4 separate regions of the Homo sapiens genome follow, and regions 1, 2 and 3 are each linked to region 4. The links are chromatin loops, found by intact Hi-C in ENCODE. Cell type or tissue: ascending aorta. All regions are shown on one strand. Each heading gives the region's core, and the rest is flanking DNA. Links, peaks and the distances in the headings are about the cores only.

Region 1 (7,555 bases), core at 831-5,830, 130 kb before region 4:
TCATCGAGACCTGGCTCAGAGTTGTACCTAATTTGCTTATCAGCATTTGGTTAGACCTTAGACAAATTTTATAACCTCTCTAAGCCCATTTTCTTTATCTGTAAATAAAGGAAAAAGATCTGTTTGGATTTGGGACAGGAGAGTTGTCTGTTTTATAGGGTAATGTTTATGAAAATAATTTATCACCTAGGTACTTAGTAAATACCAGTTTCTGTCTCTGTTTTTCTTCAAAGCTTTGTTGACAATGTAGGATATTGCCAACTAATCCTTTGACTTGAGTGCTTAGCCATGCCCCAATCCAGGCAGCATGAAGAATGATCAAGAAGGGGACACCTAGTGGCAGTTGACCTTTGAGGATCTATCTAGGATCAGGTTACTGATTTGGGACCTCTGAATCAGTACATCATAACATCGAGAGTGATCTCTGCCAAAATTAAAATTCTGTCAGAACAGTATAAGCAGAAGGAAGACATTAGGTCTTTCTGAAATATGGAGCTGATAACTTCTATCAGTTCTGAATTCTGTACTGTCCCACCCCCAAATCATCTATATTGTTGCATGTGCTTAGCTTTGTGCCTTGAATTGCTATTTCCTTTTTATCTTGCACTCAGATGGTATTTTTAGAGATGTTTCTTCAATCAAAACAAGATAAAGTTAAAAAAAAAAAAAAAACAGTGACCCTTTTGCATAAGCCAGAAGAGCAGTGCCTTGCTTCCTGTGAAAAATGCTTGGCAGTTAGCCTGTGTAATTATTTAGCAATCATGTTAATAGATGTTTAAGAATAATGGAACTGGAGCTGTACTGAGCCAAGGATGGAAATGAAGACATGTGAGACTATTTTTTCTTCATCCACCGATACTCTTCAGTTACAAGGATTTAATTTAAAAGGGTTTTAATTAAATGGAATCCAGAAGCTTTGGACGCTCCAGTTTTTCTTCTTAGAGACAAACCCTAGCTCAGTTTCCTGGAGCTTGACTCAGAATGCAGCATGGTACTCCGGACTGACAGTGTGCCAGCTTTATTCACTTATCTCTCTACCTTTTGGCTTGCGTTTATTTCAGGGCTGCCTGACATTTTGACCTTATGTACAAAGATGGCCGATACGATTATTTTTCATCATATATTACAGAAAATACTACTCTTGAAAAATACTCTGAGAAATATGTTCTATGGTCAGATAAGTTTGGGAAACAGTGAATTATTGTTCCTCCTTTGCAGAATCACAATGCACTGTTAGCTAATTAAAGACTCTCAGATGTCCCACTGGAAAGAATCATGTTTAGCTTTGTTTAACCTAGCATTTCCCAAACTTATTAGAGCATAAAACTTTGTTTTTGTTTTTTTTTAATAAGATAGGTAGCTATTTCCTTAGAACACAGTTTGGGAAACTTTTTGTTCATTTGTTTTAATAAGATACCTTAGGTAGCTATTTCCTTAGAACACGAGCCGGGTGCAGTGGCTCACGCCTGTAATCCCAGCACTTTGGGAGGCCCAGGCGGGCGGATCACCTGAGGTCAGGAGATCGAGATCATCCGGCCCAACATGGTGAAACCCCGTCTCTACTAAAAAGACAAAAATTAGCCAGCCATGGTGGCAGGCACCTGTAGTCCTAGCTACTGTGGAGGCTGAGGCAGGAGAATCACTTGAACCCGGGATGGGGAGGTTGCAGTGAGCTGAGATGGCGCCACTGTACTCCAGCCTGGGCGACGAGCAAAAACTCCTTCAAAAAAAAAAAAAAAACATAACTTAGGTAGCTATTTCCTTGGGAACCAATATCTTTACATTGGCTAGAACTGTGAATCGCCCTTTAAAGATAAAGCCCCAAAATACATTTTTTTTCCCTACAGGTAACCAGAGGGTGAAGTAACAGCCGAAGAGGAAACCAGAAGTGAAGTGATTTGTACAAAATGTCGTAGTGTAATTTATTGAGTGTCATGTGGTATTAATCGCAACATCCTGAAAATGCAAATGAATAAAAGTTTGGTCAATGTACCATGACATTCCTTCATGTGAGCCTCCTAAGAAAAGGTCACTGAGCATTCTCTGTTTACATTTTAATTTTAGACTCCAGAATTTCACACTAAGTTTTTCTTCTCATTTCTTATGCAGTAAAAGAAGAGTTTGTATTTCCAATGTGTCTGGCTTTCTGTTCTTTAGTTTTTGTTTCCTTAAAAAGTTTAAACTCCAAAAAGAGAAAAGGATTACTTAGCATAACCAATAGAGGTGGTCTGGAAATAATAAAAGAAAATGAAGGCAAATATAAAACATGAAGACAGTTTCCTCGCATAAGAATATTTAACACACAAGGACCCCAGCAGTTACTTTGCATTAAGCATACTGAATTCTTTCTTGATCTCCAGAATAACTGTCCCCACAATCCTCTTCCCCTCTACCTTTGATTTAACATTGTGCACTCTCTCTATTATACTTATCTTTGTGTTGCAACCTAAGTTCAAGAACCTCAAAGGTAGCTGCTTCTCTTTGAAAGATGCCTGGTTTAATATAAAAAGCTCTTTTAAGAGCTGAATTTATTGACATTTTTCGAAAAACAGTTCTGGATGGGAAGTGATCCTTTTCTACTTTAGTTCACTGGTTCATTTGGGCCATTTTTGATTGGTTGGTTGGTTGGTTGCTTAGTTTTTTCCATCTGGTTTCTAGTTCAGTTGTCCACAAAGTGAACTAAAAGTGCTTACTGTGTTACTGTATTTTCATTACCTTTTTGCTTCCAGTGCTAGTTTCTTCTCATCTCAGACTGCCACGAAAATAGCGTGCAATAGGAGTAGACCTTGTTAATTTGCATGCCATTTAGTTGGTTGACTACTTTTCACAGAAGTGAATTGAATTCAATATAATAAAACTTTTGAAGATGTTTATGAAACTAATATTTGTATATCAACAGACTATTGAATGCCAACTCTGTGCCAGGCAGCAATGCCAAAAACAACTCTAGTACTTTATAGATGAGAACACCAAGGCATTGGGTGATTTGCCTGGGACACCACAATTAATTGAACAGGGACTAGAACCATCATGTAACTTTTAGGCAAATTTCTTACCATGCTGCCCTTTAAATTTCTTTGCTTGAGACACATTAAAGAACAGAACAACACCAACTGTGCATGAGTAAGACAAGCCTACTAAATAATTTCTCTTATGGTCAATATACCAAAAAGACTAGGTTGCCAAAATCAGGGTAGAAAATAAAAGGTCTCTAAAAAGAATGTCCCAATGTTTACAATATTTATTCTTACAGGAGAAAGACAAATTAGTATTTGTTTTGGTTTGAAAAAGGAATGAGAAACACATAATAGAAAGGGACTCTGGTAAGTAATACTGTATGCCTAAAAATGCTAATTATCCTAAAGTCATTTTATATTTAAGCAGAAGCAGAACATGTTAAGTAATAATAGTTTTAAAAGTGTGATTTCTGAGTGTGTTACCTTGACTCAGCTTCTCAGGAGAAGTGACCGGGACCTGGTGTCTGCTCCTGTTGCCTTTGTCTCTTAATCCCTAGCCACTATGCGTGAGCACATCTCCATCCACGTTGGCCGGGCTGATGGCCAGATTGATAATCCCTGCTCAGAGCTCTGCGGCCTGGAACACGGCATGCAGCCCGATGGCCAGGTGCCAAGTGACAAGACCACTCGGGGAGATGACTCCTTTAACATCTTCGGTGAGACAGGTGCTGGCAAGCATAAGCCCAGGGCAGTGTTTGTAGACCTGGAGCCCACATTCATTGACAAAATTCACGTTGCCATCTACCACTAGCTCTTCCACCCTGAGCAGCTCATCACAGGCAAGGAAGATGCTGCCAATAACTATGCCCAAGGGCACTATACTATTGGCGAGGAGATCACTGGCCTCATGTTGGACCAAATTCTCAAGCTGGCCAACCAGTGCACAAGTCTTCAGGGCTTCTTGGTTTTCCATAGCTTTGGTTGGGGAACTGGTTCTGGGTTCACCTCCCTGCTGATAGAATGTCTGTCTCTTCATTATGGCAAGAAGTCAAAGTTGGAGTTCATTTACTCAGTGTCCCAGGTTTCCAAAGCTGTAGTTGAGCCCTATAGCTCCATTCTCACCACCCACACTACCCTGGAGCGCTCTGAGTGTTCCTTTGTGGTAGACATCTGTCATAGAAATCTCAATATTGATTGCTCAACCTATCAATAGCTAGTGAAGTCTCTTTAACTTTAACTGCCTTATTCATCAGTTTATGCCCTCTATGCTTCCCTTAGAGTTGATGGCTTCCTGAATGCTGATCCCTGTTATCTCTGCTGAGAAAGCCTATCATGAAGAGCTTTAGAGCAGAGATCATCAATGCTTGATTTGAGCCAGCCAACCAGATGATGAAATGTGACCTTCGCCATGGCAAATGATGGCTTCCTGCCTGTTGCACTGTGGTGACACCATAAAGATGTCAATGCTGCTTTACCACCATAAAGACCAAGCACAATATCCAGTGTGTGGATTGGTGTCCCACTGGTTTCAAGGTTGGCATTAGTTACGAGCTTCCCATGGTGGTACCTGGTGGAGACCTGGCCAAGATACAGAGAGCTGTGTGCATGCTGAGCAATACCACAGCCTTTGCTGAGACCTGGGCTCACCTGGACCACAAGTTTTGACCTGGTGTATGCCAACCATGCCTTTGTTCACTGGTACATTCGTGAGGGGGGCATAGAAGAAGGGTTTTCTGAGGCCCAATGAGGACATGGCTGCCCTTGAGAAGGTTTATGAGGAGGTTGGTATAGATTCTGTTAAAGGAGAGGGAGAGAAAGAGGAGAGAAATATTAATTATCCATTCCTTCCATCCCTGCAACATGTCTTACTCCCAGAATTTAAGCTTCAACATTAATTGACAGGCATCAAAGCTTTCTGGTTAGATTGTTTACACTCAGTGGAGATCAATGTTCCATCTGTACCTGTAAGATTATTGGCCTTTTGAAGGCCTCCAGTACAATGCTGAAAAGAGGTAGTCAGAACAAGTATCTTTGTTTCTTCCCAGTTTTAGGAGCAAACTTTCAATATTTCACCACTAAGTATAGTGTTTGCTATAGGTTTTTGCATACACTCTGTATCAGGTTTTAAGAACTTCTTTCTATTCCTAGCTTGCTAGGTGTTTCTTTTTTAATCATTAACGTATGCTGAATTCTAACAAATGCTTTTTCTATATCTATCAAAATGATCGTATGCTTTCCTTTATTTATTTATTTTTATTTTACTTTAAGTTCTGGGATACCTGTGCTGAACGTGCAGGTTTGTACATGTGCCATAGTGGTTTGCTGCACCCATCAACCCGTCATCTAGGTTTTAAGCTCCCCATGCATTAGGTATTTGTCCCAATTCTCTCTCTCCCCAATCATATGCTTTTCTTTATTTTGTTAATGTGGTGGATTACATTGATTTATTTTTTCTATCGATTGAATTTTTTCTAATTAGGGCCATAAGTTGCTACTCTTCACATGCCTGGTAATTTTTCACTGGATGCTGGACATTACAAGTGCTGTGTTGTTGGATGTTTGGATTTTGTTGTCTTCCTTTAAAGAGTGTTGAGGTTTGTTTTGGCAGGCAGTTACATGTGGATTAGATCTACCTTTTTGATGTTTGTTTTTAAGCTTTGTTACACAGGTGTAGAGTACCTTTACTCTAGGGCTAACTTAGCTCTATTACCAAGCTATGACCCTTCTCTGGCCCCTTTTGGATGCCCCAGGTTTTCAATGAAGTATTTCTACTTGGGTTGATATAAATTAAAACCTTTTCTATTGTATGAGCTCTAGGAATTGTTTAGTAGAGCTCCCAGGCAGTTGTCCTTTGACCTCATGAAGTTTCACCCCATGCATGTACAGATTAGTATTCAGCCAAGACTCAAGGGGACCCCTCTTTAGATTTCTGGAGACCTTTCTTTGTGTAACTTCCTCCTTTTAGTTACTATCCCTTACAAATTCTAGCCAGCACAGTCTTCCCAAGTTTCTGTCTCTTAAATTCAGTGAGACTGCTGGGCTTCTACTTAGGTTCCCCCTAGGTAAAGGCAAACTGTGCTGCTCTTCAAAAATTGCCTGTAGGCAAAAGCCAGGGCAATCACAGGGCTAACCTTTTTCCTTTTCTTCCTCTCCAGGATGACGAAACTATGCTGCCTGTTGGTCAATGTCTGAAAATAGTTGCTTCATATATTTTGTCCACTTTTACTTGATTATAGTGGGATGTACTGGGATGAGCAGAAGTAGAAGTTGACTTTTTTTTTTTCAATTAATATAAAATTAACCTTACAATCCTAATCTTTTTTTATAAGTGCTATATTACATTTGCTAGTATTTTATTTGGCATTCTTGCATTTATGTTTATGAGAAAGATTGGTCTATCAGAATAATAATTATTATTATTGTACCATACTTGTCAGGTTAAATATCAAGATTAGAGTGACTTCATAAACTGAATTGAGAAATTGAGAAGTCCTTTTTTTTTTTTTTTTTTTTTTTTTGAGACGAGGTCTCATTCTGTGGCCCAGGCTGGAGAGCAATGGTGCAATTTTGGCTCACTGCAACCTCCACCTCCTGGGCTCAAGTGATCCTCCCACATCAGCCTCCCAAGTAGCTGGGACTACAGGTGCACACCACCATGCCTGGCTAATTTTTGTATTTTTTGTAGAGACAGAGTTTCACCATGTTGCCCAGGCTGGTCTCAAACTCCTGGACTCAAGAAATCTGCCTACCTTGGCCTCCCAAAGTGCTGGGATTACAGGCAGCAGGGGGTTTGTTGTTGTTGTTGTTGTTGTTTTTTGAGTACTCTATTTTTATTCACTGGAAGTGTTTTTTGTAACATTGATATTATTTCTTCTTTAAACACTTGGAAGAATTCAACAGTGAAACAATCTAAGGCTAGATTTCTTTGTGGGAAGATTTTAAATTTCAGATTCAATGTATTTATCAATGTAAGACTACACTATTTCTTCTTGTGTTGGATTTGATAAGTTGTGTTATCTTAGGAATTTGTCCATTATAAAGCTGAATTTTCCGATTTATATTGGGAAAAGTAATATATAATATGTTCATAGCACAGCTTTAGCTATATCCCACATGCTGTATCACATTTTCATTAACATTCTGCTCAAAATGTTTTCTAATTTCCATTGTGATTTCATTTTTAACCCATGTTTTTTCATTTTCACTGAAAATGTTTTAGAACTTTAATGGAGATGATGGTTGCACAACATCGGGAATGCACTAAATGCCACTAAATTGTTCACTTAAAATTAAAAATTTTAAATTTCATGTTATTATTCACTTTAAATTGGTTAGTTTTATGTGAGTTTCACCTCAACAAAAAATACTTTTTAAGAAGTGGGCTGGGTGCAGTGGCTCATGCCTGTAATCCCAGCACTTTGGGAGGCCGAGGTGGGTGGATCACCTGAGGTCAGGAGTTCGAGACCACCCCGGACAACATGGTGAAACCCTGTCTCTACTAAAAATACAAAAATTTGTTGGGCGTGGTGGCACATGCCTGTAATCCCAGCTAGTTGGGGGGCCGAGGCAGGAGAATCGCTTGAACCCGGGAGGCGGAG
Region 2 (7,555 bases), core at 1,372-6,371, 74 kb before region 4:
GAGGAACAGCTGAGATAAGTGACTGCTAATCCCCCAGTGCCGGGGAGGAGGCTGGGCCGCTCCCTTCCAGATCCCAGCAGATGGTGGATGAAACAGACTTCCCCCGAGGCAAGGGCAGTGGGAACTGTCCCACCTTCTGTTCCTTCAGTTTGCCCTGCACGTCTCCCTCATGGCCAGTCCACGCCGAAAAGGGCTTCACTGGCCCTCAAGAGCCCTGGGGACCCGCCCCAGCTCTGCCATCCCACTGGGATCTACAAGGTCAGCCAACCTGGACTCCAGCCAGCACTGGCAGCTTGGGCAGCATCCAGCAAAGCTCTGTGGGCTTCAGAGAGAACAGCCAAGCAGTGCGGCTAAGTTTTTCACTCTGCAGAGAAACATACCTAGGGGAGAACAGTGAGGGCTCATTTAAAATGCAGATTCAATCTTCCAGGGTGGAACCCAGGAATCTGAATTTCTATGAGGCAGTCTAGGTAATTTGGCTGGAGGCGGTTCTAGCATCACATTCTGAGAAATAGCAGACCAAGTATATGTGAAGGTATTTTTGGTGGTGGTTGGGAATAGGGCTTAAAATCAGGTGCCTGAGTTTGAATTGTCACTCCACCATTTGCTCACCTGTGTGACCTCAGACAAAAAAGGCTCAGTGGTTCCCTACCTCATAGGATATAAACTGGTCTTTCTCAAACTGCAGGAAGCACAATTTAGTCACAATTAGCAATAAAAAAAATAACACTCGGAGACTGCACAACAATGTGAATGCACTGAACACTTTTGAACTCTGTATTCCTAAATGGTTAAGATAGTAAATTTGATATATGCATATTTTACCATAATTAAAAAAAAATCTAGAATGTACCAAAGAGGAGATGTCATTTTTTTCTTCTTTGTTTTGTAATTTTTTTTGAGATGTCATTTTTATATGCTTAAAAAGCCAATCTCAATTTTCAAATTAAGTGGATCTGTAAAAAGTAGTTTAAATAAAACTCAGTCATGAAATCTTACTTTCCTGTTGGTTTACATTTTAAAATATATAAAATAGGGTTCAAAGTTTTTAAAATGTGGAAATCAAGGCCAGGCTTGGTGGCTCATGCCTGTAATCCCAGCACTTTGGGAAGCTGAGGCTGGCAGATCAGTTGAGCCCAGGAGCTTGAGACCAGCTTAGGCAACATAGTGAAACCCCGTCTCTTCAAAAAATACAAAAATTAGCGGGGTGTGTTGGCATGTGCCTGCAGTCCCAGCTGTTTGGGAGGCTGAGATGGGAGGATCAGCTAAGGTGGGAGAATCGGCTAAGGTGGGAGGATCACCTGAGCCTGGGAGGTTGAGGCTGCAGTGAGCCCTGATTATACCACCGCACCTGATTATACCTGGGTAACAGAGGGAGACCCTGTCTGAAGCAAACAAACAAATACATAAAAATAAAATAAATAAAATGTGGAAATTGAGTGGTAATACAAATAGTAAATATCAAACAATCATAAATTTTTAAGAAATAAGCATTCGTTCTTGCTACACACATAACACATATGAAAATACACTGTTTTGAGTGTTAGGCAATGAAATTGAGCGGAATAGGAAACACATTTTTCAAACATTTTAAGGGTGAATATTGTTTCACAAAACTGCTGTTGTGTCCTGCACTGTTCTACTGGCCTCCCACTAGAGCCAATGGTCCTGAGATGAGGGGGCTGGAAGTGGCCTCCTAGATCCCCGAAGCCTGTGCGAAGGACAAAGGTCAATAATCATGGTTTTCCATTCCTGAGAGTCTTTGCACCTATAGCAGTCATAGTGGGAGTCTCTCACCAGCCACTCCCATGCAGAAACTCTTTCTCTCACACAAATGTTCATAAACTTCAGTTCTGCTCTACTTTTAAAAACGAACAACACATCCTGGGGAAGGCTTTCTCGGCAACTCTTTCAGACCTCCATTCCCTTTTTGTGACTATCCTGCTGATACCTCTTCTTCCCTCCCAGTTTGTGCCATAGCTGTCTGACTTTTCTGTAATTGCCACGGAGGATGAGTCCTGCTCTGTTTTATTTATCACTGAATCCTTAACTAGCACAGTTCTTGTCCTGCAAAGATTTGCTGAATCAATGAAGAATGAAATCAACCTGATTCTTTAAAAGGCAGAGCTACTACTGCCTCCAAAAGTATCATTATTACACATACAATTTGCTTTGTATCTTCCATATTACTTACAGCATTTGTTTCTAACTATTACAATACACAATAACTTCTGCAACAAGTGTTATGGTATCACTTTTGAGAGGGAAAACTTGGGGCTTGGGAAGGTTAAGTGTCTTGCTCAAGACCAAACAGATAGTTAGTAAGTGATAAAGGCAGCATTTGAGCCCAGTTCTGTCTGGCTCTGACACCAGTCCCATTTCTCCTTTTCCTTGGTTTTTCTATATTTTCACGAGACAAGGCAGTTCTACTCTTGGCATCCTGTCAATAAACATTTTCACTGTAAAATGCCTGCTGTGCTGCACAGAGTAATCTCAGCCAGGTCTCTTACCCGACCCCACCACACAGCTGCCCATCGCGTTTCTTCTCCAGACCAACCCAAACATGGTTGGGGAGTTCAGAGGGGAGGGCCCAGCATTCCCCAGTCGGGACAAGTATCTAATCAGCAGGCCTCCTCAGCATATCAGCCCAAGACCACTCTAGAGAGAGATGCCAGTGCCCAGTTTTCTATTTTTAACTGGTGTGAACTGGAGGAAAAACACAAGCATTAAAAATCAAAGCTCCAGTCAAGAACTGAGAATGCAGGGCACCCCAGGGCAAACTAGTGATCTGTGTCCTTCTTACATCTCCCTCTTCCTTCTCCCTCTCCTCATTTCATGTCATTTTTCTTTTTCCTTCTCAAAAGTTCAAGATCCTGCAAAATCTGTTTTCCACAGAGGAGATGATATCTGTCATTTATGCCAATGCTTCTCACACTTTAATGTACATACCAAGCAAATGAGGATCTTGCTGAAAAGCGGATTGGGATGGCTCTTGAGATTGCATTTCTAGCTCATTTCCAGGTTATGACAATACTGCTTGTCCATGGGCTGCACTTTGAGTAGCAAGGATTGGTGTAGTCCTATAGTTTAAGTTGTTGCTATGTTCTCCATCAAAGTATTTGCCTTTGCAGTCTTGTCTCCACCTGGAGTGAGGGCCTCTGCCCCCAGTTTAAAGATGCTCATCTCCCCACCATCAAGTGGGCAAGCTACTTTTGGCATTTGTTCCTTTATTCACTTTGGCAGCAGGGGATCCTTTTCTGGCCTGAAGACCAGAGTCTGAATTTGAGCAAAACCCTGCAGCATGGATGAGGGCTACCCAATAACTGGGCTGGGGTAAACCTGGTCCCTTCTCCAGCAAGACTTGGCCAAGCTCTCACAGAAACCCTTTTCTGACTCTTCCCTGGCCAGACCCTGATCCATGCATGGGTTGGAACTCGGGTGGCCTTGGTTAATCTCAGCTTTCTGACCTAGATGAGCCCAGCACCAGCTCTCTGAGTAAAGCCATTCAGGCTGGCGGGGACTAGACCAGAAGGGTGCCCTGTCCTGGGTGCCCCTTTTGCAGCCACTCAGATGTGCTGCTGCGGTGTCCTTTGTGCTGGTGGCAGCCCTGGAAGATGAGAAGCCGCTGTTGCTCCCCTGCTGCCCTGGCCCAGCTGTCAGGACCCCTCAGCAGAGGGCAGGGCGCCAAGCCTTCCCACTGCATGTGGCTTATTGTCCCCAAGGCTGGCAGGGCTGCGGAGGACCGAATCCACAGACCATCCAGGGAGCACCCACACCCCAGAAAGGGGGAGGGGTGGGCTGGCGTCACTTAGTCTTCCCCTGCCCCCTACCCTTCAGCGCCTGCCCCTCCCCAGCTCCCTATTTGGCCATCCCCCTGACTGCCCCCTCCCCTTCCTTACATGGTCTGGGGGCTCCCTGGCTGATCCTCTCCCCTGCCCTTGGCTCCATGAATGGCCTCGGCAGTCCTAGCGGGTGCGAAGGGGACCAAATAAGGCAAGGTGGCAGACCGGGCCCCCCACCCCTGCCCCCGGCTGCTCCAACTGACCCTGTCCATCAGCGTTCTATAAAGCGGCCCTCCTGGAGCCAGCCACCCAGAGCCCGCTGCCGCCGGAGCCGAGCCGACCCGCCCCGCCGACGGTGAGTCAGCGCCCGGCCCTCCGCGTTCACTCCTCGCCTGGTCCGCGGGCCGCGCCGGACGCCAGCCCCGCGCCGCCACCTGGCCAGCCCGGCCCGCATTCAGCCAAGGCCCCAGCTCCTGCCGCTCTGCGACTGCCTTTTTTTTTTTTTTTTTAAAGCCCACACTTTTTGATTTGGTTCTAACTTGTTTTGTCCTGGGCGTTGGTCCTCGCAGGACCTCGCAGGGGCTCTAAGAAGGGGAATTTTGTGGCTCCCCAAGGGGCTTTTGGGTCCCTACTCTCGTGCGCTTTCCCCTCCATCTGGGGCACAGGCATGGCGATATGGACAGGGCTGGAGATCGAGTTCCCAGTTCGTGAAAAGGAAGAAAGTTAAAGGGCTGGGGAGGACTAAGGGGCTGGGTTTCTTGGGTCCCTCCTTGCACCTGGCACCCTAGCTGGAACTCCTGGCCAGGGAGCCTGGGTGGATTCCTCTGCCCTTCTCTGTCCCCAGTCTCCTCCGCGGCTTCTTCCCTCCCTTTTATGATTCGAGGGGAAGGGAGGTGGCAGGAGTGTTCCCCGCCCAACCCCCTGTCCAGTCCCCACAACCCCCTTCTGCTCTGTCCTGTCCTCTGGGTGCGGAGAAGGCCAGCTGCACAGGCAGCTAAGCGTGGTCCGCCCTCCCCTCCTCAACCTGCAGAACCCCCTGAAGCTGTGCCAAGATGTGTGACGACGAGGAGACCACCGCCCTGGTGTGCGACAACGGCTCTGGGCTGGTGAAGGCCGGCTTTGCGGGCGATGACGCGCCCCGCGCTGTCTTCCCGTCCATCGTGGGCCGCCCGCGGCACCAGGTAAACTTCCCGCCGAGCCCCCCGTCCCACTCGGGACCCCTTCAGTCCAGCGATCTAGGAAATGGCTCTCACCTGACCCTCTTGTTCGATGAACTCTTTAGGCCAAATTAAGAGAAGGCTGATTGACTTCAAATCCAAGCCAAGGCAAGCAATACTCCACAAAACCCCAACATACTGAGGAATGTACACCTGAGTGGCACGCCTCTAAAAGGGTCCCACTCCCTGGTGTGAAAGCCACCTGCTTCTCTCCACTAATGGCCTTTTGGACTTTTAGTCTTTAGTGTCTTCTCTGCCTTATACACTTCATTTTCTTCCTTGTCCTCTCTTTTCAGTCCTGTTTAAAACTTCTAACAATATCACCTCTCCCAACCAACCAGGACCAAATCCACATTCCTCTCTCATGTTCACAGCCAGTTTACAGGGTTCCCCAAAGGTGTAATCAATCTATCTCCTTCCTGGCTGTTGCATTTTTAGAAGCCAGGCGTGACAGAGGCAGCAAGTGCCATGGTGATAGTGACATACCACCTCGTTTGTTAAAAGACATGCCATGCTCTCTGGGTTTGTCACATGCCTGGCCAGACAGGCTGCCAAGCAGGAGAGCTTAGTCCTCAGAGCTGGTGAATGACTCCAGAACAGCTCTGGACAGGCTGAATTTCACTGTTGGAGTGAGGATGGCATATCAGCCCATCATTATGTGTTCACTTGAATGTCAAAATCTTTTTCTTAGGAGAAATACAATGTGTCATTAATTCAGTCATTCCAAAATGCAGTCATCTATATTCCAGTTGACATGGGTGATGAGCTTAATAACTTAATGAAGGCATATGATATTTTTAAGGTGAGGTGAGGCTCTGCTTCTTCAGTGGAATAGCTTCATTCTCTCCTGAGTTATATTCTCAACAATAGAATTATACATCTTTGGGGGAGTGGGGAGAAGGTAGAAGATTGATTTTTAAATAATTCTTCTAAATTGGGGTAAAATCGTATTGCTTGTTATTTCTGGTATTTAAATATGTTCCTTGACTTGGGCAGTTAGATATAAATGGACAAGACACTGATTATATTCCTGACATGGTGAGAGCATGATTTTCTCATTTTTTCTTCTCATAGGGAGTTATGGTGGGTATGGGTCAGAAGGACTCCTACGTAGGTGATGAAGCCCAGAGCAAGAGAGGCATCCTGACCCTGAAGTATCCCATCGAGCATGGTATCATCACCAACTGGGACGACATGGAGAAGATCTGGCACCACACCTTCTACAATGAGCTCCGTGTGGCTCCCGAGGAGCACCCCACCCTGCTCACAGAGGCCCCGCTGAACCCCAAGGCCAACCGGGAGAAGATGACTCAGATCATGTTTGAGACCTTCAATGTCCCTGCCATGTACGTGGCCATCCAGGCAGTGCTATCCCTGTATGCTTCTGGCCGTACCACAGGTATGCTGGGCTCTGGGGACAGTTACTGATGAATCACATTCCCAAGTCACCGACCTTGCTGTGAATCAGATCCCCCAGTTGAAAAAGGGATAATCCCTTTCCTCCCATTCCCTAGCAAGGTCTGTGCTAAGAGAAAGAGTTAACAGTAGTGCCCTGAGGTTAGTTTCGGAGCACAATTATTGTTGGAGCTGATAGCTTGTGGAGATAGGTCCTTCCCTCATTTAAAGCTCAGCGCAGTGTAGCAGCTTGGAGTGCAGCAGTCATTGTTATGTGTTTAAACCATCACATCACCTGGGCAAGCATCCCCAAGGAGAATACATTCCATACAGGGTCTGAGTCAAAAGAGAGAGAAACGTGTAAGTTCAATAGGAGCAAAGAAAAACACCCTTGGGTGCTTACATAATGTGCTCGTGGCTGACAAGAAAGATGGTCATTTGAAAGTGTCCTCGGGAATTTTTTCTACTATAATAGTTAAAAAGATGAGCTGCAGTTTGCTTCAGATTTAGTATTCCTGATGCGCATTTTTATTCTTTGTGTGTAAGGAATCTAATTTTATCTGGATCAATGCCCATTGCTAGCATCTCTTAGCCAAGATTGGAAGCGGGCTTTGCCGTGGCTAGAGCAGTGGTGTTGTCCTCAGGAATTTACCTTGTTCTTGTCTACTTCCCCGGGCAGGCATTGTTCTGGACTCTGGGGATGGTGTAACTCACAATGTCCCCATCTATGAGGGCTACGCTTTGCCCCATGCCATCATGCGTCTGGATCTGGCTGGTCGGGACCTCACTGACTACCTCATGAAGATCCTCACTGAGCGTGGCTACTCCTTTGTCACCACTGGTGAGTGTGTGTGTCTCATCTGCCACAGTGTGGGTCTGCTTTCCTCCTCTCTCACTGAATCCGCCTACCTCCCTATAATTGACTTCTTGCTTCAGAGCATGACTGTGATACTCTTTATTTCTGTAGCTGAACGTGAAATTGTCCGTGACATTAAAGAGAAGCTGTGCTATGTCGCCCTGGATTTTGAGAATGAGATGGCCACAGCTGCCTCTTCCTCCTCCCTGGAGAAGAGCTATGAACTGCCTGATGGCCAAGTCATCACTATTGGCAATGAGCGCTTCCGCTGTCCTGAGACACTCTTCCAGCCCTCCTTCATTGGT
Region 3 (7,555 bases), core at 1,303-6,302, 89 kb before region 4:
TCTCTGCCTCCCAAGTTCAAGTGATTCTCCTGCCTCAGCCTCCTGGGTAGCTGGGACTACAGGTGTATGCCACCACACCTGGCTAATTTTTGTATTTTTGTAGCGAGGGGGTTTCACCGTGTTGGCTAGGCTGGTCTCAAACTCCTGACCTCAGTAATCCACCCATCTCAGCCACCCAAAGTGCTACGATTATAGGCATGAGCCATGGCGCCCAGCCACTTTAGTAGAATTCTTGATCATTATCTATTCAAATATTGCTTTTGTCATATTCTCTTCTCCCTTTCCTTTTTGAGCTCCAAATGCATGTGTACTAAACTTTTCACCATATTCCATTTGCCTTTTAGCTCTTTACTGTATTTCTTTTGCTCTCTAAGCTTTAGTCTGGATATAGTCTAGTACCTTAAAGCTCACTAATCCTCTTTTCAACTGTGTCAACATGCTTTTAAATTCATCTACTAAGTTATTCATTTGCATAATATTTTCAGTTTAAGAATTTCATGTGAGTCTCCTTAATGGATTATAATTCTTTGATGAAATTACCTATTTGCCATTTATTATCTTGAACATAGTAATCATTAAAAAACCCATAAGCTGTGTATCCGGATCTCCTGCTGGTCACTTTCCATTGTCTTTTTTTTTTTTCCTTGTGATTTTTCAGTGATTTGATCTGGCCAAGTACTTTCTTTGTTACTTGCCAGATATTATGTATGAAAAACTATAGCAATGATTTGAGGCTCTGTACAAGGTTATCCTCCTCCAGGGGATATTTACTTTTGATTTTGACAGACAGGGTACTGCCAATCACTTCCAACTAGCCTGGGATTGAGCTGACTCAAAGTCTGTTTGCTGTCAGTCTGTCTTTACTCCTAAGATGTAGCCCTTTGTGGATCACAGCTGAAGGACTGGTCTTTTACCACGGACACTCTTCTTCAGCAGGCCCTATACTCCAATTCTTTCTCTCCCACCCCAGCCCCATGAGACTGCTTACACTGCTGCTCAATTCCTGAGCCTTTGCTGCCAGTTTTTTCTCAGCTTCTGCTCTACTTGGGTCTCTCTCTCTCTCTCTCTGTATCTCTCTCTCTCTCTCTCTCCCCTACAAATTGGCAAATACCACAAGGGAAAAAGCAGCAACAGATACTGGGCTCAACTCTTTGCTTCCCCTCTCTCAGCCACGTTAGCCCCTAAAGTTCTCCCTCCTTTGATAATGTGCCTGTGTTTTCAAAGAACTTGTTTAAAAAAAGTTTATGCAACTTTTCCAGTTGTACTGGGTGGTAACATGCCAGTCCATCATAGCCAGAGTGGAAACTTTTGTCATTGACGTTTAAGTGCTCATTGACAACATTGAATCAGAGGAATTCCTCAAATAGGAATGGTTTCCTGTAAAACTTCACAGTGTCCTATCTCTGTTGAGTCTGAAAATAAATAAATAAATAAATAAATAAATATATAACTGACTTTACTGTGTCAGTAAATTCTACATTTAAAAAGTCTTAATTACTCAGCTGTTTAAACTGAGGAAGTACAACAGGAAGGTCAGAGATACAGCTATAATTTAATTTTATCTCTAAAATGAAATTGTTTGCTTATTTTATTTGTCCAGTTGGGTTCTTGAGCCACTGTAGCAGTACAAGCCACAGACAAAACCCCTCAGACACCGAGATAGGGAAGGGAGTGGCTTTAATCAGCTGGGAGCATCGGCAGGCTAGTGTCTTAAAATCCGAGCTCGTCAGATGCTGAACTTCTGTCCCTTTTAAGGGCTCACAACTCTAAGGGGGTCCGCATGAGACAGTCGTGATCGATTGAGCAAGCCAGGGGGTATGTGACAGGGGCTGCAAGCACCAGTGGTCCGAGTGAAACAGAACAGAACAGGAGGTTTCACAGTGTCCTTCCATACAATGTCTGGAATCTATAGATAACATCAGTTGCTAGATCAGGGGTCTAATTTTAACTACCAGGCTTAGGTCAGGCAGGCCCAGGCCTGGTTTCGGGTCTGGTTCCTAGGCACCAGGCTACCTGCCTTTAGTTTTGCTTTTCTTTCCTTTTCTGAGTATAAAACAATATAAAACAATATGAGAGGGTCTCTCTCTTCCCTCACCACCACATATCATAATGATTTTGATTTTAAGCCAGATTATTATTTTATTTGCCTACTTACGAAAGCTTAAAGGATAGGTTTTATTTTCTCAAACTGTAGACAATTCTACTTGAGCTACTCAAAATAGTGTATTCTAAATTCATAAAAAATAACATTGAGAAAAACACTAGATCAGTCTGAGAAATACGAAAAGAATGATTACTAAATATGTTTAATTTATAGGCATGTGACTCAGACTACAGCTGGGAAACCAGCTCTCCTTGGGAACTTATTTAAAATCTCAGATTCTGTAGCTCTGCCCCCAAGAGATTGTGGTTCCAAAGATTTGAGGTAGGGAGTTTCCAAATGATTTCTTTGTAGGTAATCTCAAGACACACTTGGAGAAACACTGGTTTAGAGAACTGAGTTTAGATTTAATTATAGCAATTCCTCATATCTACTGTGTTCTATTTGTGTTTCATGAAAACAATGAACTGGAGTTTTAAGAATTTCATTACATTTAATTCTTAATATAATCACTATCCATAGTAGCTCATATTTGTTGCACTAGTATAGTATAATAGTGAAGTATATGGGCTTTGGATTCAGATTGCCTGGGTTCAGATTCTAAGCCAATCCTAACTACCTGTGTGACTAAGGCAAGTTACTTAACCCAACTTCCCAGCTTCCTCATCTGTGAAACAGGAGAAATAATACTTCACAGGGTTAGCTGGGGATTAAATTATTATAATGTATGTAGTGTGTTTATCAGTGATAAAAGCACTTTTAAAATATTAAGTATTTGCTAGGCATGGTGGCTCACGCCTGTAATCCCAGCACTTTGGGAGGCTGAGGTGGGTGGATCACTTGAGGCCAGGAGTTGGAGACCAGCCTGGCCAACATAGTGAAAACCCATCTCTACTAAAAGTACAAAAATTAGCTGGGCATGGTGGTGCACACCTGTAATCCCATCTACTCAGGAGTCTGAGGCACAAGAATCGCTTGAACCTGGAAGGTGGAGGTTGCAGTGAGTGGAGATTGCATCACTGCACTCCAGCCTCAAAACAAAACAAAAAAAATATTGCGACCAACTTGTGAGTAGCTGCCATAATGTTCTTGTTTTACTCATGGGGAAATTAGGTCTAGAAAGTTTGAGTAAATTATTCAAGTTCATGTAGCTGGAATGCAGCAGAGGCAGCATGAGGCTCAGGCTGTTAATAAGCCTATGTGTTGGGTCCTGCTCTATACTGTTTCCATGATCCAAATGTCCCCAGCACCCACCCCACATGGTGGGTACAAATGTCATCTCAATAAATACTTAACCCAAGTCAGTACCATTCAGAATGTGTTCCACAGACCTTCAGCATCAGCATCATCTGGGAGCTTCACAGAAATACAGATTCTCATGCCTCACTCCAGACCTACAGAATCAGAAACTCTAGGGATGGAATCAGTAATTTACTGCTTACCAAGCCCTCCAAGTGACTCCGATGTAAGTTTAAGTTGGAGAGCCCTAGGCTTAGATCAATGGTTCTCAACGTTGACTGAACATTAGAATTTCCTGGGAAACTAAAAACTTCCCAAAATGCTCAAATGCACCCAGACCAATTAAATCAGAATTGTTAGAGCTAAGATCCAGGAATCAGTTCCCAAGTGATTCCAATGTGTGCGAGATTCAGAAGAACTACCCTATATTCTTTTGCCTGATAACCCCTCTCTGTGAAACTGAGTGGCATTGGTCCCCTCCCCATCTCTCACATAATTTCCTCCTTGTTCCACAGCTCCGGGATTCCCTAGGGGTATCTCTCAGATGCTGAGGGTAAATTGTGGACTATGACTCCAGCCTCCACTGCCATGTCCCGTCCACTCTGGCCATCACTGGCACAGCCTTTGCACTTATTCCTGGCTGCCAGCATTCAGGCCCACAGATGCCTTCTCCTGGTGCTGAGTCATTCACTGCTCAGTTGCAGATCTGAACCAGGGCAGGAAGTTTAACTCCCTATCCTCTAAGTCCTGCTTTCTCTGAATGCTCCCAGAAGAGGCCCTAGGCCAGGAGAGTTTAGTGGGACAGCTCTGTTTGTTTACAAGATAGGCCTTTGTTTCAAGATGTTCACAAACACTCTTGAAGTAGCTCATCTGGGATGTTTTAGATGCTATTAGTTAGAAGTGTCACTCTCCTCCAGTCTTCAGCTCCTGTGGCCAGTCTGTTCATTGTGCCAGATTCCACTTGAAGTAGCTGTAAATTCTCCTTCTGGGGATCTTCCATTACGCCACAGTTTTCCGATAGTCATCAGCCCCTGATTCATCAAACATGCTTGCATACATTGGAATCTCCTCAGCTTCAATGGCACCTGGCACCACATGCCAGACGTATTACTGGACCAGCCAATGTGCTTTCTCTAAATATAGAGAATAGGATACATTTAGCACTGCTATTTAAATTTCATAAACTATGATCACCTAAGTATAAAAAATTCATTCAGAATCGACTTGATTGAGAAACTGAAATTACTAGATTTTTCACACACTTTATATTTAATCGCCAAAACTTTTATATTTTGAGATAATTGCAGGTTCACATGCAGTTATAATAAAACAATCCAGAGAGCCCATATACCCTTCATCTTGTTTTCTCCAGTGGTAACATCTGGTCTGACTAGAGTACCATATTACAACTAGGAAATTGACATTGATACAACGCGTCAAGTGTATTCAGATAGCACCAGTTTTATATGGACTCAGTTGTGTGTCTGTGTGTGTTTGTGTGCGTATTTAGTAATAAGCAATTTCATCACACACATAGATGCATATGGTCACTACAATTCAGTACAGTTCCGACACAAGGATCCCTCACACCACCCATTTACAGCCACAACTACTTCCTTTCCTTTCCATTTCCTGAAGCCCTGGCTATCATTAATCTGTAATTTTGTCATCTTGAGCATACGATACAAATGAAGTCATACAGTGTGTTGTTTGTACGCTTTTCTTAGTGCTTGCTCTAGGTATTACAATATACAAAGATATCATCATTGTCGAGTCTACTGGTAACGGCATTTTGCCACATCCGGTAGAGTACAGAGACCTTCTTCCATTTAGATCTCTTTACCCTCCCAGGTTCTTAAAGATGATTGTTGTAAGTATTGGCTCTACCAAGATTAGGACCATGTCAGATGCATGTTATAATTTTTGCCTTAACCATCAAATGTGATTTAAGAAACTCATGAGAAAGACAATTTATTATATTTACCCCTATTTCTTTTACCAATTCCAATATTCTTTCCTTTTTGAAGTGTTAAGCCTTCTGCTATTTCCTTTAGCCATTTTTCTAAATAATAGATTTGCTACCAACGAGTTTTCTTACCTTTTGTTCATCTAAGAATGTCTTTATTTCCCCTTCATTCCTGTCAGACATTTTTGCCAGAAACAGAATTTGAGGTTTACAGTTCTGTTCTTTCAGTGCTTGAAAAATGTGCCACTTTATTCTGGCCTCTATGGTTTCAGAAGAGAAATCTGTCCTCATTTGCATTGGTGTTTTCCTATAAGTAACGTATTGTTTCTCTCTGGCTGCTTTCAAGATTTTTCTTTGCCTTTCGTTTTCAGACTTTTAAGGATGATAAGTTTTAATGTGGATTTCTTTGGAATTATTCTATTTGAGATTCTTTAAGCTTCTTAAATCTCTATATTTCTGTCTTTCACCAAATGCAGGAATTTTTCAACCATTATTCCTTTGAATACCTTTTTCAGTCCCACTTTCTCTCTCCTGAGGATCCGATGGTACAAATGTTAGCTCTTTTGTTATTGTCTCACAGGTCCCTGAGACTCTGTTTATGGTTTTTGTTCGTTTGTTTGTTTTTGTTTTTTGAGACAGGGTCTTGCTCTGTCACTCAGACTGTAGTGCAGTGGTATGATCTTGGCTCACTGCAACCTCTGCCTCCCAGGCTCAAGCAATCCTCCCACCTCAGCCTCCCAAATAGCTGGGACTACAGGCATGTGTGACCACACCTGGCTAATTTCTTGTATTTTTTATAGAGATGGGTTTCCACATGTTTCCCAGGCTGGTCTTAAACTCCTGAGCTCAAGCAATCCACCCACCTCTACCTCCCAAAATGTTGGAACTGCAGGCGTGAGCCACCTCACCTGGCCTCTGAGACTGTTTTTATTTTTTTCAGTCTACACTTTTCTCTGTTAATCTGGAGTAAAATCTGTTGACCTGTCCTCAAGTTCACTGATTCTATCCTCTGTCATCTCCACTGTATTATTGAGCCCATCCATTAAGTATTTTATTTAGCTTATTGTATTTTTCACTTCTATAATTTCCATTTGGTTCTTTTTTATAACTTCTATTTCTTTGCTGAGATTTTCTCAGTATTTTTCGCATTTGTTTCAAGAGAATTTGTGATTGCTTATTGAAGTATTTTTATGATGGTTGCTTTAAAATTCTTGTCAGATAATTCCAGCATCTAATTCATCTTGTTGTTGGTATCTGTCAATTGTCTTTTCTCATTCATGTTGCGATTTTCAATTGTATCCTGACAGTTTTTATATTATATTCTGGATCATATTTAATCTTCTTTTATTAGCAGGCAGCCCCCTGTTGAGATATTGAAGACTAGGTAGATGTGTATGTTTAGCTTCCTGACACCATCCTGGCAAAAAGGGAGTGCTGACTCATACTGCCTCACTGCAGTGGGGTGGGTGGGAGGAAGCTCAGCTCCCCATTTGGCCCCACTGACACCTTCCCAGTGAAAGAGAGGCACTGACTCCTACCATCTCCTGGCCTCCAAATGGGAATGAAAACTCAGCTGTTGCAGGAAGTAAGGGACCCCGAATGGAGGGACCGGCTGGAGCCATGGCAGAGGAACATAAATTGTGAAGATTTCATTTTAATATGGACATTTATCAGTTCCCAAGTAATACTTTTATAATTTCTTATGCCTGTCTTTAATCTCTTAATCCTGTTATTTTCGTAAGCTGAGGATGTACGTCACCTCAGAACCACTGTGACAATTGTGTTAACTGTACAAATTGATTGTAAAACATGTGTGTTTGAACAATATGAAATCAGTGCACCTTGAAAAAGAACAGAATAACAGTGATTTTTAGGGAAGAAGGGAAGACAACCATAAGGTCTGACTGCCTGCCGGGTCAGGCAAAAACAGCCACATTTTTCTTCTTGCAGAGAGCCTATAAATGGACGTGCAAGTAGGGAAGATATCACTAAATCCTTTTTCTAGCAAGGAATATTAATATTAATACCCTGGGGAAGGAATGCATTACTGGGGGGAGATCTATAAATGGCCGCTCTGGGAATGTCTGTCCTATGCGGTTGAGATAAGGACTGAGATATGCCCTGGTCTCCTGCAGTACCCTCAGGCTTACTAGGGTGGGGAAAAACCCGGCCCCAGTAAATCTGTGGTCAGACCGGTTCTCTACTCTCGATCCCTGTTTTCTGTTGTTTAAGATGTTTATCAAGACAAT
Region 4 (7,555 bases), core at 1,740-6,739:
GATCCTCAGACAACCCCAGTGGCATTACCTGGATGCCTGATTGAAATGCAGAATCCCAGGCCCCACCAAATAAGACTCTGCATTGCAATAAAATCCCAAGGGGACTTTTTTTGTACTTTAAAATTTGTGATTCACTGATCTATACCACATCTAAATGGACCCCACTAGGATAATGCCCTGACCCCGGGACAGTTAGTGTGCAGAGGGGTAGGTGTATCTGTTCCTTCTTTCATCTCCTAAGAAATGAGGTCATTAGTTACCTACCATAAAGGCTACTCTTCCATGTTAGTTAAGTAAAAATTACATATAGTGTGTATTCAGAGTCAAATATATACATATATAAAAATGGGGAGAGAGCGAGAGAGAAGGAGAGACCAGCCAGTTGTCTCTGCAGTTGGTCAGACAACTGGTTGATGGGGACAGATGGGTGTGGGGAGGGGAAGGAGGTGCATCAGAATGCCAAAGCTCAGCACTAAATTATGTACTCAATGCACAACAGCTGAATATATGAGCTATTCACATGCCATCCACATTTCTTGAGTCTCTTGTTTCTGCTTGATTTGGCTTGGGTGTCTCCTAGCACGTGTTGGTTGGGATCTTTTTCTTTTATGGCTTAGTGGCTCAAAGGCAGGTTACTGGCAGCTGGGTCTGAGCAATGCCTTAGATATTTGACTGTTTCAGTAGGACATGTCAGGGGACTCATTGATCCAAAATAAATCTCTTGAGCTCATGCTGCACTTCATCGCATCATTATTAGTTGAGAAAGGAATCTCTTGGCATTGAGAGTAGAAGCCTAGGGAAGCTTAACTCAAGATAAGGTTATTGTCTGTCCTCTCATATTCTCTCACCTTGGTCACCACCATTTAGTGAGGTCTGTGTCCCATGTTCCAATAGGAGCAGCATAACAGTACTTAGCATTGCAATTGAGAATATTCATTTTGGAGTCAGATGAATTTTGCTTGACTCCTACTCCTGCCACATTGAAGCTTTAACTTTAGATATGCTTATTCTTGAATATTAGCATCAGTGTTCTTTTCTGCAGAATAAGAACAGAGAACCTGTCCCATGTAAATATTGTGAAGATTACATATACAGTACATAGCATTGCATCTGGTACATAGAAGTGCTCCATAAATAGTATTAATATGATCATTGTTATTCTCGTAGTCTGCATTAAACACATTAGCAACTACTGTTGATCCAGAGTGAGTCTGGGATTCCCTTAGGGATTGCAATTTAATCTCATGCATAGTGTTCTCTGTAAGTTTCTTGGGGGTATTATAAGCATGAAGAACATAGGCACCCTCCTCTTAAAAATAGTAATTATGTTCACTTATATACAGACATCTAGACATCTGAGGAAACACTCTTTCTGAAAAAAAAAGTTACAAGCTAGAGCAGTATTGGGAGATTCTTAGGTATCCAAGAATGTACAATCAAATTCAAGTCCTAATGCAAAAGGATTTAGCATTGTGTGTATATTTATTTACAGAAAGCTGATAGCAAAGTTTATTCATTGTGATCATTTTTGAGCCATGCTCTAGTTCCAAACAAGTGCTAGACTGCATTTACTGTCCCCCAGTTTCTCTGTGACAGTTCCAAGTCAGCCCTTACTGGAATGCCAGAGCTTGAAGGCAAAGAGTTTGAATCCCCTGATGCCAGGTTATTCTTGGCAATAACCCACTTTGGCCCAGATAGACTCATGAGGCTCTGTCCTCTTTATTTGGGACTGGAACCAGGAGAGAGTTATTCTGTGTAGAGTAATGTAGGCATGGAGATCTCACCTGGGGACACTCAGGGGCGCCCCTGCAGATAATGAAGGGGCAGGATGGGATCACTGTGATATTTAAACTATTTTCTTTAAATAACAGAATCTTTTTTTAAAAAAAATCAAGCAATGAATTACCCCCAATATATAAAACAAATACCAGTCCTTTGTTCTGATTGATAAGTATGCATGTGTGCATAAGGGACTTTTGGAGGCTCTGCTTTCCAAATATTCACTGCTATGAGTACTCATCACACATACATACACATATTCGGTGGCCTCTGTTGCTTGCCACCAAGGAATCTCAAGGCTCCTTTAAACATTGTTTAAAAATCACTGCAATAAATGATTTTTAAGGCATAGTCAGCTCCTGTTTTCCATGATACCAATGACCAACTATAGCTTCAGGTAGATAAGAAGGGGTTCTGTGTCTTGGAATGAGAATGGGATAGAGTCTATAAGAGAAGCCGAGGCTCAGAGAGAGAGAGAGAGAGAAAGCCTGTGGTTGAAGCAGAGAAAAAGCCAAGGGCCAAGGGAAGGGCTGAGTGTTAGTGGAGGTGGAGGCCAATCGCTAGGAGCAGACAAGGCGGCGGGGGACTGTTAATGAGTTCTCAGTCCTGAAACACAAGCCATTAGCCCACCCAAGGCAGTGTTTGACTGTCATCCATTTGTGGTCTGGATTGATCATTAACCTTCAAAGGACCAAATATACTTCCACATCCAGCTTGGCAAGACATTCATCTTGTATGGTTGGTATCCAGCATAGGCCCAGTCAGGAGTCCTGGGAGGTTAGCAGAGGGCAGAGGCCAGCAGGATGAGCCCAAGTCTCCTTTCAAAAGAAGTCCAAGTAGAATCCAAAAGCTCTTGGTCTTTCGAACTGTCATTTGCATTGATGAAGCATGTGAGTGAGAGCATTTTAGAAGCTGTAGTACTTACTCCCTACTCTGGGATCTGTAAGATATAAGTCTGACATTTGGCCAAAGATCTTCTAGGACATATCATTGAGTCTTAGAGAAATGGATGGTCTACATAGAAGCAGAGAAAAACAATAAGTAGAAATTGGGGCTGGGTACGGTGGCTCACGTCTGTAATCCCAGCACTTTGGGAGACTGAGGTGGGAGATCACCTGAGGTCAGGTGTTCGAGACCAGCCTGGGCAACTTGGCAAAACACTGTCTCTACTAAAAATACAAAAATTAGCCGGGCATGGTGGCAGGTGACTGTAATCCCAGCTTCTCGGGTAGCTGAGGCTGGAGAATTGCTTGAACCCAGGAGGTGGAGGTTGCAGTGAGCCGAGATTGCACCACTGCACCCCAGCCTGGGAGACAAGAGAAAAACTCTGTCTCAAAAAAAAAAGAAAAGAAAAGAAAAAAAAAGAAATTGGGTTAGGCAGACATGTTAGAAGGATTACAAAATTAAAAAATTTGGGGGAAATAATCCCAACCACTTTTAAAACGAAGCCAAGAATACCCACAAAAATAGAGACAATCGTTTACCCTTCTAAATGTCATCCTAACATCCCTCTCAGATATTTAAAGCTTTGGTATAAACATATCAAAACACTGTATACTGCAAATAGATACAATTTGTATTTGTTAATTGTACCCTAATAAAGCTAGGGGGAAAACATACCCTAAAAATTAATCAAGCAAGCAGACTTTAGATTTGTTAAATTTTCTGGCAGAATCTCTAATATAACCTGCAAAATGCTCTTCTCCGTGACCCAAAATATGCTTCTGTCCCTGGAAGGGACTGATACCTCCAAAGGAGTGTTGTAATGTCACTGAGTCTGATTTTTAAAGAGCAATTGCAAAATTGGGCTTTCTAACCCACAGTATCTAACTACTGTTTTTCCTTCTTTTTCCTCTCCTCCCTGGCACAGCTAGAGGGTGCAATCTGGGAATGAATCACTGGGCTGCTCTGTCCCAGTCCAGTGTAAGCAGGAGATCAAACGGTCAAAAGATTATGGGAGTGGGGCTGGCCGGCCAGGCCATAATCTCCATAAGGTCACAGAAGTGCTGCTTTCACATCAAAAAATTAGACTTCCGGCCCCTAAAATTCCCTGAGACTGAGTGGATTTCCTTTTCCTAATTGAGAGGCCGGGGTGGTAATTTATTCCAGCCCCCAGTTCCACCGTGGAGTGGACTGGGGAGTGGATTTAGCAGAAAGATTCTGGGGCAAGTGGAGTGGCGGGGAGGCTGGAGGGTGGAGTGAGAGGTAAGAAGCGGATTGGATTTGTAAGGAAAGTGGGGTAATTGAAGTGACTTTCTGGATTCTAAACATAGCCTAAGCAAGAAAATTGGGTTTCTCAGAATGGCCCACCCAAGACATTCCATCGGCTCCGGCCAGTCTAGTTTTGAAACGCCTAAGGCGTCAACAGGGAGCGGCTGTCTGGGTTCAGCTCCTCTCTTCTCATTAGGGAGCAGGGTGGGGTGGAGCGCAGGGTGCTGGCGGCCTGCGTGAGCGCCAGCCCTGCACGCTGCCTCCGCCGGCGCCCAGCATCTGCTCGCGCCGCCTGCCCAGAATAGAACGTCTCATTGTGATGGATTAATCCTTTGGCTCCGGTCCTGCCCGGGTCACCAGCTCAGCCTGCGCCCGCCGAGTGCTGGGGCGGGGGGGGGGGGTGGACAAAGGGCACTTTAACTCATTCAGCACATTCCCTCTTCTCTCCTGCAGAAGGGCCCTCTCCAGTTGCGCGGCCCTTGTATAGAAGCAGAGATGGTCTTGCAAGGTGGCGGCGCCTCCAACAAGGGGACTGTTTGCTTCCTTTTAATTGGTTCATGGACTCCTGGGGGCGGAGAACCAAATTAAGGGAGATCTTTTCCTTTTTCTGATCCCTCTGAATATTTAATTTCTACTTCTTGTTTAACCTCTCTGTATTTATTTTAATTTCCTCATCTGTAAAAGGGGGGTAATGATTTTACTTACCTCATAGGACCATTACTATGATTAAATGAGTTAATACATACAAAGTGCTTTCGACTTCACAAAAGGACAAATATTGTACCAGTCCACTTATATAAGTTTCTGGTGTCGTCAAATTCATAGAGAAATAGAAAGGTGTTTGCAAGGGACCCGGGGGAAGAAGGAAATAGGGATTACTGTTAAATGGGCGCAGTTTCAGTTTGGGAAGATAAAAAGTTGTGGAAATGGATAATGGTGATGGTTGCACCACAAGGTGAATGTACTTAATGTCACTGAACTGCACACTTAAAAATGGTTAAGGTGCTAAAAGGTTATGTGTATTTTTTCACAATAAAACAAATACACACACATACACACACAATGTGCCAGGTATATAATAGGCGCTATATAAAGGTTGGCTATTGTTTATTATTATTATTCACTTTAGATACTTATTATTTCCCACTTCATTTGATAAGTTTTTACGTCTATATCTTTTCTCCCAAAAAAGCCTCTTGTTCATGCATTAGAGTTTCTGTACCTCACTTAACATAGCAATCTTGATCTTGGGCAGCTCCAATCCATCCACAAGAAATGAATAAATGAATGAATGAATGAGTGAGTGAATGTGTTGGACCAGGAAATAGAATATCCCAAAGTAACTTATGTAGCCCTTAACCTTCTGACTGATCGAGGAGACAGTGCCCTCCATCAGTGGATAGTCCTGAAAATAGCCCAGACAAGACACTTGGAAAAGCTCCCACAGAGTGATGCTGATTGCTGGCTCTATGATTTTCTTCTTGGTGGGTTGGCTCTGAAGCTTAGGAACGATCAAGGTCAACCTAGGAGAGCTGCTCAGGGACCCACCTTTGGGTCATTTTGTGTTTGGAGGACTGTTTGGAGACTGAGTCCAAACAGCAGGTACCCCCAAGAGTTTGAGCTCACCTCAGAGTAGCCTTGAGGTTCCATTCAATATTCACTGATACGAGGCTCCTAAGGCTGGCCCTTAAGTGACAGAGCTTTGGAGGAAGAAGCAGGGAGTTGTGCATCCTACCACTCATGACAACATACATCCTTTCAGCAGGGAGCCCTTTCTCCTTTCCTCACTCTCCTGTCTCACCCCATCTGGTGTGAGCAAGCAGGAGAGAGCCAGTCTGTAGCCTTCAGTAAATGTTACAAACCTAACTGTGCTAAGTTAAGAGACATTATCAAAATGACCCAGGAATCACCTGAAAGGACTGGACAGCTCTGGAAATGAGTGAATGCATCTTGTAAGCAAGGAGAAAACTAGAGGGATCCGTCTGGGACTGAGTGCACCAAAACTCTTGTGTCTCTCACGGTAAGCATTGGGCTATTTTTGTGTGGAATATTTTCACAGGCTCATTGGTGCTGTGAGGCTTCACCAGAAAGCAACAGTTCACCTTGTAGGAGACTGAAGTTAATTTTCGGGGACCTTAAACAACCTTTGGCCCTGGCTCAGGAGGCTGGGGAAAGAGAAGGAATTGAGTGTCACTGGGCAGCAGGAATGAAAAGCCACAAGGCAGATGATTAAAATGGTGGCTGAAAAGGGCAATGAGAAAAGATGAGCCAAAGGCTTGAAGATTATGAGAGAGCACCTAGTGCTGCTGGAGAAGGGCAGGGGGACAGAATGTGTGTTTAGGCTCCGGTCCCAGTGCCGCCATTGACCTGAATAGTCTGTGCCCCAGACTGACCTCCCACTATACACACTTTGGTCTTATAAAGTGGGTTTGGTTTAAATGCCCAGCCAGCTAGAGATTACAGATGAGTCACTGTGTCCAAAGGGTTATACCTTCTGTGCCACCTTGGGAAGGCACTTTCTGCTGAGTAGGCCCAAATGCAGCAGGTGACAAGTCACCTTGTCAGCCAAAGGCTCCCCTTTGAAGACACCCCATGGGGCCTCTGCAGGGACAAGGGCAGAGCAGTATGTAAGAGCTTGGAACGTGACCCTTATCTGAGCTGCTGTGACTTTAGCTCCTGTGGATAGGATTAGATGCAAAGATGCTGCCCTCACAGGGGTCCTGAAGCCATTTGGGCTCTGAAGATTATCTTTATATGCACAAATAACACACACACACACACACACACTCACATATCCCCCAAACAGCACCTGGGACCAGCTGACAAAGCCAGGTCTGGGATCTGATGGGGCTTTGTTCCAGAGGAGGATGGAATTGCCTGCCAGAAATAGCAAGCTGCTGCTTTCAGCAATGGGGCTGAGGTACAAAATCCATGTGCACTTTGTGTGCAGACAGAAACCTGAAAGAAAAACTAATTCAAATAAAGGTATTTGACAATTAAGCTAAAGCAAGGAGAGGCAGACAGGCTCAGTGCCCAGATAATCAAGAAGCAGTCATTTCTAAATCCAGCTCTGCTGTTGGTGACCTTGAACAAATCATCTCACCTCTCTGTTTCTCCATTTCTCTAAGGTTAAATCAAGAACTATAATTCTGACCAGCTAACCAGCCACACAGAGTTTAATTGGGGGAAAAGAGAGAGAGAGAGAGAAAGAGAAAGTTAATAAAACTGTTTGCCTATATACAAAGTACAAAATGTTAAGTAAGGAATGCAATAAAGCCTCCTCAGTGACATTTGGATATGTACATTGTAACTTCCTGTCTCCAACCCATACCTTCAGGCTAAGAGCTCTCACTAATTCAAGCTGAGATACACCCACCCTCAACACTGAACACCCCACAATGCTGCTTGTCACAGTGAAAATGGTGTAATGAAATAGAGCACACAACCTCACATACCCCAGCTCCAGCTAATCAGGCAAGCCTTTAGGATGGACACCCTGTGGGGTAAGAGTCCAGGATTATCATTCATAAACATCTGTGATTCAGGCTTCTTATTTTGCTCAGAT

What was found. Hi-C counts contacts between places; a loop is a spot of excess contacts. Peaks named below come from ENCODE experiments on the same cell type or tissue, not always from the same donor. Only the 100,000 strongest peaks of a DNase experiment are listed, where the experiment ranks them.
Region 1: a loop joins it to region 4, with 2.2 times the contacts of the local background. A loop is called at or near these places in 3 of 110 quality-filtered maps.
Region 2: it touches region 4 in a loop (5-fold over the local background); 28 of 110 quality-filtered maps call a loop at or near these places.
Region 3: it touches region 4 in a loop (4-fold over the local background); 4 of 110 quality-filtered maps call a loop at or near these places.

Annotation. Positions count from the first base shown.
Region 1 is chr15:34,846,360-34,853,914 of GRCh38, reverse strand. AQR (aquarius intron-binding spliceosomal factor) reads left to right here. Exons shown (of 35, transcript NM_014691.3): 35 at 1-2,133. It also overlaps the pseudogene TUBAP11. Among named protein-coding and RNA genes, the nearest start is that of ACTC1, 55 kb to the right of the region's middle. In ascending aorta, for the core only: no CTCF peak of the experiment used is centred there; a DNase peak (open chromatin) is centred at 3,599; H3K27ac peaks cover 2,029 bases.
Region 2 is chr15:34,792,088-34,799,642 of GRCh38, reverse strand. It overlaps ACTC1 (actin alpha cardiac muscle 1), which reads left to right and starts at 4,094. Exons shown (of 7, transcript NM_005159.5): 1 at 4,094-4,137; 2 at 4,813-4,963; 3 at 6,074-6,398; 4 at 7,074-7,235; 5 at 7,362-7,553. The coding sequence starts at 4,835. All of the region lies in intron 2 of GJD2-DT (GJD2 divergent transcript), which reads right to left. RefSeq lists an enhancer at 2,476-2,947. In ascending aorta, for the core only: a CTCF peak has its summit at 4,238; DNase peaks (open chromatin) are centred at 3,713, 4,072 and 5,521; H3K4me3 peaks cover 2,871 bases; H3K27ac peaks cover 4,765 bases.
Region 3 is chr15:34,807,414-34,814,968 of GRCh38, reverse strand. GJD2-DT (GJD2 divergent transcript) reads right to left here. Exons shown (of 3, transcript NR_120329.1): 3 at 2,046-4,473. Among named protein-coding and RNA genes, the nearest start is that of ACTC1, 16 kb to the right of the region's middle. In ascending aorta, for the core only: no CTCF peak of the experiment used is centred there; DNase peaks (open chromatin) are centred at 3,978 and 4,328; H3K27ac peaks cover 5,000 bases.
Region 4 is chr15:34,718,772-34,726,326 of GRCh38, reverse strand. LOC124903463 (a long non-coding RNA gene) reads right to left here and starts at 4,264. Exons shown (of 2, transcript XR_007064579.1): 1 at 4,090-4,264; 2 at 1,464-2,793. RefSeq lists an enhancer at 4,158-4,659. In ascending aorta, for the core only: a CTCF peak has its summit at 3,645; DNase peaks (open chromatin) are centred at 3,776 and 4,216; H3K4me3 peaks cover 1,614 bases; H3K27ac peaks cover 4,876 bases.